Regions from separate parts of the Homo sapiens genome. Here region 2 is linked to region 1. Evidence: chromatin contacts called from ENCODE Hi-C or POLR2A ChIA-PET data. All regions are on one chromosome and are shown on one strand. The core of a region is the stretch at or near the end of the contact, and the rest is flanking DNA. Distances in the headings are between cores, read along the strand shown. Region 1 overlaps LOC107984219 (a long non-coding RNA gene). Region 2 has its middle 130 kb from the start of KIF5B.

Evidence for each region. Hi-C counts contacts between places; a loop is a spot of excess contacts on that map. ChIA-PET counts read pairs that join two places held with the same protein, here RNA polymerase II (POLR2A).
Region 2: a loop to region 1 is called in a map of Caco-2, with 2.1 times the contacts of the local background. The contact joins two enhancer-like sites. A Hi-C loop is called at or near these places in 1 of 168 maps with a recorded cell type or tissue (Caco-2). POLR2A ChIA-PET finds 5 or more read pairs at or near these places in 3 of 52 experiments (H1, OCI-LY7 and PC-9).

The regions. Positions count from the first base shown.
Region 1 is chr10:31,959,871-31,964,222 of GRCh38, forward strand. The region is part of intron 2 of LOC107984219 (a long non-coding RNA gene); the gene reads left to right. Among named protein-coding and RNA genes, the nearest start is that of ARHGAP12, 33 kb to the left of the region's middle. Within about 2 kb of position 1,986, at least 6 of the 41 ENCODE cell types and tissues checked have a DNase peak (open chromatin) inside an H3K27ac peak, as active enhancers do.
Region 2 is chr10:32,187,950-32,192,301 of GRCh38, forward strand. It overlaps the pseudogene PPIAP31. Among named protein-coding and RNA genes, the nearest start is that of KIF5B, 130 kb to the left of the region's middle. Within about 2 kb of position 1,947, at least 2 of the 41 ENCODE cell types and tissues checked have a DNase peak (open chromatin) inside an H3K27ac peak, as active enhancers do.

The sequences.
Region 1 (4,352 bases), core at 736-3,235:
ATTCTACTCTCAGTTATAAAAGACTGAGAAGGCTAATCTGAGGACCTTCTGCACAAGGTCACTAGTTCCAAGGCTAACTTTTGTAATTTCCTCCCAGTTCATTTTTAGACCCTCCTGCACAGGGTCACTGGTTCGAAGGCTGACTTTTGCAATTTCCTCCCAGTTCCTTTTTAGGCCAAACAGTATTACAAAGGAAAACTAGTTTTTTGTGTCAAGGTTGGTGGGAATCAAACTTTTCCCAGTTTGGGGGATGCATCCAAGGGGTGTGTCTTCTGGTATGGAGATGCAATTACCCGTTTGTGAAGAGAGAACAGAGGAGAAAAAAAGGGAAAGAGGAAAAAGAAGGCTTTTCGTCTACTTTCCTATTATCCTGAATGAGGCATCCCACGTGGTCCTTAGGGTTCCAGAATGAACCGGTCCTACCAAGTAGCCTTGGTTCCATCTTGTCACAATTACCTACTTGAGAAGAGAGGAGATACTAGAGTGAACCGTGGGCCCCCTGTTCATCCTTGGGGTTCTGGAATAACCGATCTTGCCATGTAACCCTAACCTTGCTTTCATCTCTGTTCTAACAGTAATCTGTTAGCCTGGGACCAACCTTCATCTCTGTCCTATGGGGCTCTTGCCCCTGCAGCCTTTGGCTCACCTATGTCCTTGTCTCCATGACCTTACAGTGACTCGCATTTGGAGCATTCTAGCAAAAAATGTGATTTTCTCTTTTCTCAGATTCCCATTTCCCATGTTCTTCCCTCCCGACTCCCTTTTAAATATGACCTTGAAGCACGTTGAGAAGGGTGTAGAAGTAATTAGAGAATGGAAGCTACAGGAGGAAGTGAGAGGAATACTCATGGAAAGCCTTCATATGCTTGCAAAAATAGCAGCCCTAACATTTATTTGCCCTCCTGTTTTGTTTTTTGTTTTGTTTTGTTTTGAGACAGAGTCTTGCTCTGTCGCCCAGACTGGAGTGCAGTGGTGTGATCTTGGCTCACTGCAACCTCCGCCTCCCGGGTTCAAGCAGTTCTTCTGCCTCAGCCTCCCAAATAGCTGGAATTACAGGTGTGCACCACTACACATGGCTAATTTTTGTATTTTTAGTAGAGACAGGGTTTCACCATGTTGGCCAGGCTGGTCCCGAACTCCTGACCTCGTGATCTGCCAGCCTCAGCCTCCCAAAGTGCTGGGATTACAGGTGTGAGCCACCGCGCCTGGCCCCATTTATTTGCCCTCTTGATGTAAAGTAGTAATCTCCGGAGGACTTGGGGCTTGGGGTAAGAACTTGCAAATGGCAAAGGAAGAATATCTTTTCCTCTCAGTGGAGTGCTAACTCAAAAAAGCCAATAGGTGGGATCCTTAAAGCGTCAGAGTGAGGCCCTATGCAGGTGGACAGACTACTTCAAAACCCACTGGAAAACTTGGCCCTGGGACATAACAGGAACAAAAAGCATGTGGTAAGTCAAGGAGCTGGCAGAGCTGGAGTTCCAATTAATGTCTGTCCTGGCCATGTGCCAGCAGACAGGGAAAGGGTTAGAGTCGTGGAAGCTGGTAGGGTAAGAACAAGTATAAATCTCGGGATATCTGCAAGGGAGCTCGTGTCTTTGCTGCCATGCAAACACAGTAAAAGCCACGGGCACACAAATAACAGGGAGTGTGTGTTTAAGAAGTCATGTGGCATGTGAAGTGAAAGCAAAGAGGCAGACTTGCCCCCAAGGCAGATGGTCCAGCAGGTGCACAAGGCCATTTCAAAACACACACACACATAAAAAAAAGAAGAATAGGCAGTGAGGGTTCTTAGTAAATTTTAGCTGAAAAAGAAGAAGAAACCTGACATTGTACAGTTTTAGGCTTTAGCCCTACCACTCTTGTGAGCCCCTTGTCCAGGAAAGCCATTAGTGCCTCAGCGTGAACCTCAAGGTACTTCCCACCCCTGTGAGCCACCAATCAGGGTGAGCTGAGCAATCAGCCCAGGGGAACAGAGTCACATATGGCCAAGAGGAATTGTTCTGGGGTTTGGTTAGTAAGCACGAGAGAAAAAGGAAGAAGAAAATTGTGTACGGAGGTTGAATGCCTCCAGGCAGAGAAGGCAGGGCATAGAGATGTCTTACCACAAGGGAACGTATCTGAGTCATGCAGCATCAAAGTATGTGAGCAGTGGAAGTTATCAGAATCAATTGGCACCAAAATATGTTAGTAGCAGAATGTATCCCAGTCATGGCACCAAATCGTGTTACTGGCGGCAAATCCTTATGGGTCTGCAGCAGCCTCAGTTCTTGCCTCCTCAGAAGAAAGAATTATAATTTTTTTTTTTTTTTTTTTTTTTTAGATAGAGTTTTGCTCTGTCACCCAGGCTGTAGTGCAGTGGCATGATCTTGGCTCCCTGCAACCTCTGCCTCCCAGGTTCAAGCGATTCTCCTGCCTCAGCCTCCCAAGTAGCTGAGATTACAGGCACCCATCACCATGCCTAGCTAATTTTTGTATTTTTAATAGAGACAGGCTTTCACCATGTTGGCCAGGCTGGTCTCAAACTCCTGACCTCGGGTGATCCACCTGCCTTGGCCTCCCAAAGTGCTGGGATTACAGACGTGAACCACCACACCCGGCCAAAAGAAAGGATTTGACTGAGGGGCAGAAGGCAGAAGGAGAGACTGGGGCAAGTTTTAGAGCAGGAGTGAAAGTTTATGAAAAAGCTTTAGAGCAGGAACAAAAGGAAGGAAATACACTTGAAAGAGGGCCAAGCAGGCAACTTGAAAGACAAGTACACAGTTTGACCTTTTGACTTGGGGTTTTATACATTGGTGTACTTTTGGGGTCTTACGTTCCTTTTCCCCTTATTCTTCCCTTGGGGTGGGCTGTCCACATGTGCAGTGGCCTGCAAGCACTTGGGAAATGAGCATGTGCAGTGTGTAGTGGAGTTGTACACATGCTCACTTGAGACATTCTTCCCTTACTAGTGGAATGTCCCTGGAAAGTCATATACCAGTTCATCTCTGATATTTTGCCTCTTAATATGCATGCTTGAGCCCACCCACTGAACTCCTGAGATCTTATTGGGAATCTGCTGATCACCAGTTTCAAGTGTTTCTATCTATTGGGAGACTGCCTTTCCCTGGTGCTCGCTGTGACCAATTACTATTTTAGAGAGACAGTGTGACAACTGCCTCCCAACACCTGATAGTCACCTGACATTCCTATCAGGGGAGTGCCCTCTCCTGCTCTGCTCATGCCTCACTAGCTATGTACTGTAACAGTATGTCAGGGGCCTTTGGTGGGACTCTGAGACTTGCTAGCTTCAGGTAAACCTCAGCACATTCCTAGCTGTGATGGCTATGAGATGAGACTCCTTCTGCTTTAGAGAAGCAGAGGGGAAAGTAAAGAGGACTTTGTCTTGCACCTTAGGTACCAGGTTGGCCGCAGAGGGATAGAGCAACAAGCAGGCTCTTGGAGTCCCTGATTCCAGAACTTGCCTCTTGGACAGCATTTCTGGACCTGCCTGGGGCCAGACGGGAGTTCACTGGTCTGAAGGGTGAGTCCCAGGCCAGGCAGCATTCACCATATGCTGATTGAAGAGCCCTTGAACCATAAGGGAACATCAGCAGTAGTCTGGCAGTACTCCTTGTGGGCCTGTGGTGGCACTGGCCGTGGGGTGAGGCTCCTCTCCTATTGGAAAGGGGAGGGAAGAGTGGGAAGGACTGCATCTTGTGGTTTGAGTGTCAGTTCAGTTGCAATACAGTAGAACACCAGGTAGACTTCTGAGGTTTTTGACTCTACTCCTTAGCTCCTGGATGGCATCTAGACCTGCCTGGGGACTGGGGGAACTTGCCACTCTGAAGGGAGAGACACAGGCCTGGCTGGCTTTCCCACATGCTGATTGTAGAGCCCCAGGCTGTGAGTGAACATAGGCCATAGCCACGGAATGGTTACAGCAGGCCTTAGGAAAGACTCAGTGCTGTGCTGGCTTTAGCTCTAATCCAGCACAGTCATACCTGATGGCCACAGAGGTGCTTGTATTAGTCCACCCCAAGCTTCAGATGGCTCAGAATAGAGAGACACTCTGCTTGTCTGGGAGAAAGTAAAGGGAGAGAACAAGAGTCTCTGCCTGGTAAATCTTATCCAAGAACATCAGGTAGTAACTCTACAAGTCTGCAAGAATCATAGTGTTACTGAACTTATATTGTCCCTAAAGCAGATACAGCTTAGATCACAGCACCCAAGTTCTTTCAATTATCTGGAAAGCCTTCCCAAGAAGCACGGGTACAAACAAGCTCAGACAGTGAAGACTGCAATAAATACCTAATTCTGCAATGCCCAGACACAAACAAACATCTGAAAGTATTAAGACAATCCAGGAAAATAGG
Region 2 (4,352 bases), core at 697-3,196, 230 kb after region 1:
ATGTTTGGGTGGACCCAGTTTCTAATGGCCATCATTTGCTTATCAAAGGTTGCCAGCCTGGCTCTAAGAGCTGGGGCTTTACAAGAAACTTTTCCAGAGATGCTTTAAAAAACGAAAACTTCCAAAGGACCCCTTTTGTCTCTATCTGACTAAAATAATTTCTTTTCTTGTTTTTTTGTTATTTGGTTTTTATTTCATAATCATAAACTTAACTCTGCAATCCAGCTAGGCATGGGAGGGAACAAGGAAAACATGGAACTGCAGCAAGAGCACAAAGATTCTAGGATACTGCGAGCAAATGGGGTGGAAGGGTGTTCTCCTGAACTACAGAAGGAATGGTCTGGTGGTTAAGATAAAACACAAGTCAAACTTATTCGAGTTGTCCACAGTCAGCAATGGTGATCTTCTTGCTGGTCTTGCCATTCCTGGACCCAAAGCGCTCCATGGCCTCCATAATATTCATGCCTTCTTTCACTTTGCCAAAGACCACATGCTTGCCATCCAACCACTCAGTCTTGGCAGTGCAGATGAAAAACTGGGAACCATTTGTGTTGGGTCCAGCATTTGCCATGGACAAGATGCCAGGACCTGTATGCTTTAGGATGAAGTTCTCATCTTCAAATTTCTCCCCATAGATGGACTTGCCACCAGTGCCATTATGGCGTGTGAAGTCACGACCCTGATACATAAACCCTGGAATAATTCTGTGAAAGCAGGAACCCTTATAACTAAATCCTTTCTCTCCAGTGCTCAGAGCACGAAAATTTTCTGCTGTCTTTGGGAACTTGTCTGCAAACAGCTAAAAGGAGACGCGGCCCAAGGGCTCGCCGTCGATGGCAATGTCGAAGAACACGGTGGGGTTGACCATGCCTAATAATACAAGGTTTTCCTCGGCAGCAGCGTCTGTCTGGCTCCATCACCAAGGCTGGAGTGCAGTGGCACAATCTCGGCTCACTGCAACCTCCACCTCTCGGGTTCAAGCAATTCTGCTGTCTCAGCCTCCCGAATAGCTGTGACTAAAGATGCCTGCCACCATGCTCAGCTAATTTTGTATTTTTCAGTAGAGATGGGGTTTCACCTTGTTGGTCAGGCTGGTCTGGAACTCCTGACCTCCAGTGATCCACCTGCCTCGGCCTCCCAAAGAGCAGGGATTATAGGCTGTGAGCCACCGCACCCAGCCAATAATTTCTTAATAACTCCTACAACACTGCCAGATAAAAAGAACCAAATAAATGAAAATAAGAAATGACAAAATAGGCCAGGCATGGTGGCTCATGCCTGTAATCTCAGCACTTTGGGATGCCGAGGTGGGTGGATCACTGGAAGCCAGGAGTTGTAGACCAGCCTGGCCAACATGGTGAAACCCCGTCTCTACTTTAAAAAAAAAAAAAAAAATTAGCTGGGCGTGGTGGTGGGCACCTGTAATCCCAGCTACTCTGTAGACAGAGGGAGGAGAATCACTTGAACCCAGGAGGTGGAGGTTGCCGTGAGCCAAGATCTTGCCACTGCACTCCAGCCTGGGTGACAGAGCAAGACTCTGTCTAAAAAAAAAAAAAAAAAAAATAGGAAATGACAAAACAGACAAGGAAGGAAGAAAAGATGCAGCAAAGCCTCTTTGGAGGTCAAAGTTCCATCTGATAAGTCTCCATATTCCCATGCTGTTCACTTTTTGGACACTGGGTGTCTTTATCCAGAAAGCAGAAAAAATTCTACCAGGAAAAGAGCATGCTTGAATAGTGTAAGTAAATGAATAAAAAAAAAAAAAGGCACCCAACACTACTAGCCTTTGACAAGGTTCTGAAAGTAAGTCAGAAAAGGAGGCGTGAGAGTAATTGAGTTGCCTTCATAGGCTTTTGTGTTTGAAATAACTGCAAGAGTATTGATTACCTCCTTCAGTCAACATTCTTGTGAAAGTTCTCATTCTGCATCCCTGCTGGGCGAGAGGCCATTTCTCCCAAGGTAGCTGGGGCATCGTTATTGATGAAGTGGACTTCAAGTGACTAGTTAGGAAAGTCCTCAGGGTTCCTTTCCCAGCCGCCTGGACCCAGGCTTGTGGACAGAGCAGGAGGCAGACCAAAGCCTTTCTTCCTCTTGCCCTCAGAGGAGTGGGGATATTTAGTTTCTTCTGTAGATTGAATGTTTAAGTCCCCTCAAAATTCACATGTCGAAGCTGGGCACAGTGGCTCACACCTGTAATCCCAGCACTTTGGGAGGCCAAGGCAGGCAGATCATCTGAGGTCAGGAGTTCAAAACCAGCCTGGCCAACATGGTGAAACCCTGGCTCTACTGAAAATACAAAAATTCACCCAGCGTGGTGGTGCACGCCTGTAATCCCAGCTACTCGGGAGGCTGAGGCAGGAGAATCACTTGACTCCGGGAGATGAAGGTTGCAGTGAGCAGAGATAGTGCCACTGCACTCTAGCCTGGACAACAGAGCAAGACTGTGTCTAAAAAAAAAAAAAAAAAAAAAAAAAAATTCACATGTTGACACCTAATCCCTAATGTGATTGTATTGTAGGTGTGGAGGTGATAAATTTCTATTTATCTTGCACCTCCCAAAGGTGATTAGGTCATAAAGGTGGAGTCCTCATGAACAGGATGAGTGCTCTTACAGAAGAGGCTTCGTGGACCACAGAGAATGCAAACACTATATGATGTGGTCTCTGTCCCAAAAAGCTTATGATACAGTTATCAGCATCACGGTCACTGTTCTCACTGCTTTCTACGGAGTTCTTACATCCGAGGCAATGTGGGGATCCACTGATTCATGTAACTCACATGATCATGGAAGAAGGTGCCTGATATGTGAGTCCTAGAACTCCTCATTCTGTATTGCTCTCTCTCTTTTAATGAAGCTTCCATTTCTAGACTACTCCTCTCTGGCTTTTCTCCTATTGCATCTCCATGAAATGTTAACAGAAACAACTCTTTTGCTTCTCATCATCAGCTTGTGAGGAGGCATGACAGAAGTGACACATTCATAACAAAGAAGATGGGAGAAGACTAAAAGATGTAAAGAAATAAAGTACCTATTGCAGTGCTTGGCACAGAACAGTTTCTAGAAAAATATTAGTTCCCTTTTTTTTCTTTTGTTTCACTGTGTCTGCACTAATAATTAGTGCCACTAGATGGCAACTTTTGGTCTAAAAACTACCCAGACAATCACTTTCAAATCTTAAAATACTTTTTGGGTTCTCTGTAACTGTATTCCACAGTGACTTTTAATGTAACAAAGTAAGAAAAATCTATTTGGGTTCCAAATAATGGAAAATGTAAATAAGTGAGCAGCAAAGTGCTCTTTGGGCAGAAAAACTGTCTAATGCTATGTCCTGGCCAGAATTTGGCATATAATTCTGCTTAAGAGTATTAATTATTGTGACTACTACTTAAGCACACTGAATGTTAAATTTCTATTTATCTTGCAGGATTCTCAGCATTCCCTGGTGACAATGCTTGTTTCATATTTAGGAGCTCCCCATATTTGCAGCAATCTATTCTTAGAAATAATTTTTTTGGAGAGTTCACTGGCCACAGATCACTCAGATACTGTTCCCCAAGAATTGAAAGGACAGAATCCTCAGCAAGCATTTTTTAAATTATTTACTTTCATTGCTATATAAGAGTTGTATATATTTGCTCAGTAAACTCTTGCAGGAGAATTTAGAGTAACATTTCAGCCTTTTCTCTCAAGTTTGTGATTTTAAAAATGGCTGGAAACATTTATTGAGCACTTATTGTACTGCCAGTTATTATGTTGCATATTATATAATAATCCTATGATAAGTTGGTGGAATTTTTATTTTTTCCAACCAATTTATGTTTATTCCAAAATTGCGAAGTTGGTTAAATATTTGAGAAACAAACAATGTAACTTATGTACTAAGAGAATAAAGGAGGAAAATTGTATAATTTACTCATTAGATACAGGAAAGTCTCCACCAAAATTCAATACTCATTCAAAGTAAAAACTCATTGCAAACTGTGAATAGACGGAAACTTCTGGCTGGGGGCAGTGGCTCATGCCTATAATCCCAGCACTTTGGGAGACCAAGGCAGGTGGATCACCTGAGGTCAGGAGTTCGAGACCAGCCTGGCCAACATGGCAAAACCCCATCTCTACCAAAAATACAAAAAATTAGCTGAGTGTGGTGGTGCACACCTATAATCCCAGATACTCAGGAGTCTGAGGTGGGAGAATGGCTTGAACCAAGCAGGTGGAAGTTGCAGTGAGCCGAGATTGCACCACTACACTCCAGCTTGGGTGACTGGTCTCAAAAAATAATAATAATAAATTTATTAATAATAAAATTAAAAATTAAAAACATCTTTGAATCAAAGGACACTATCAACAG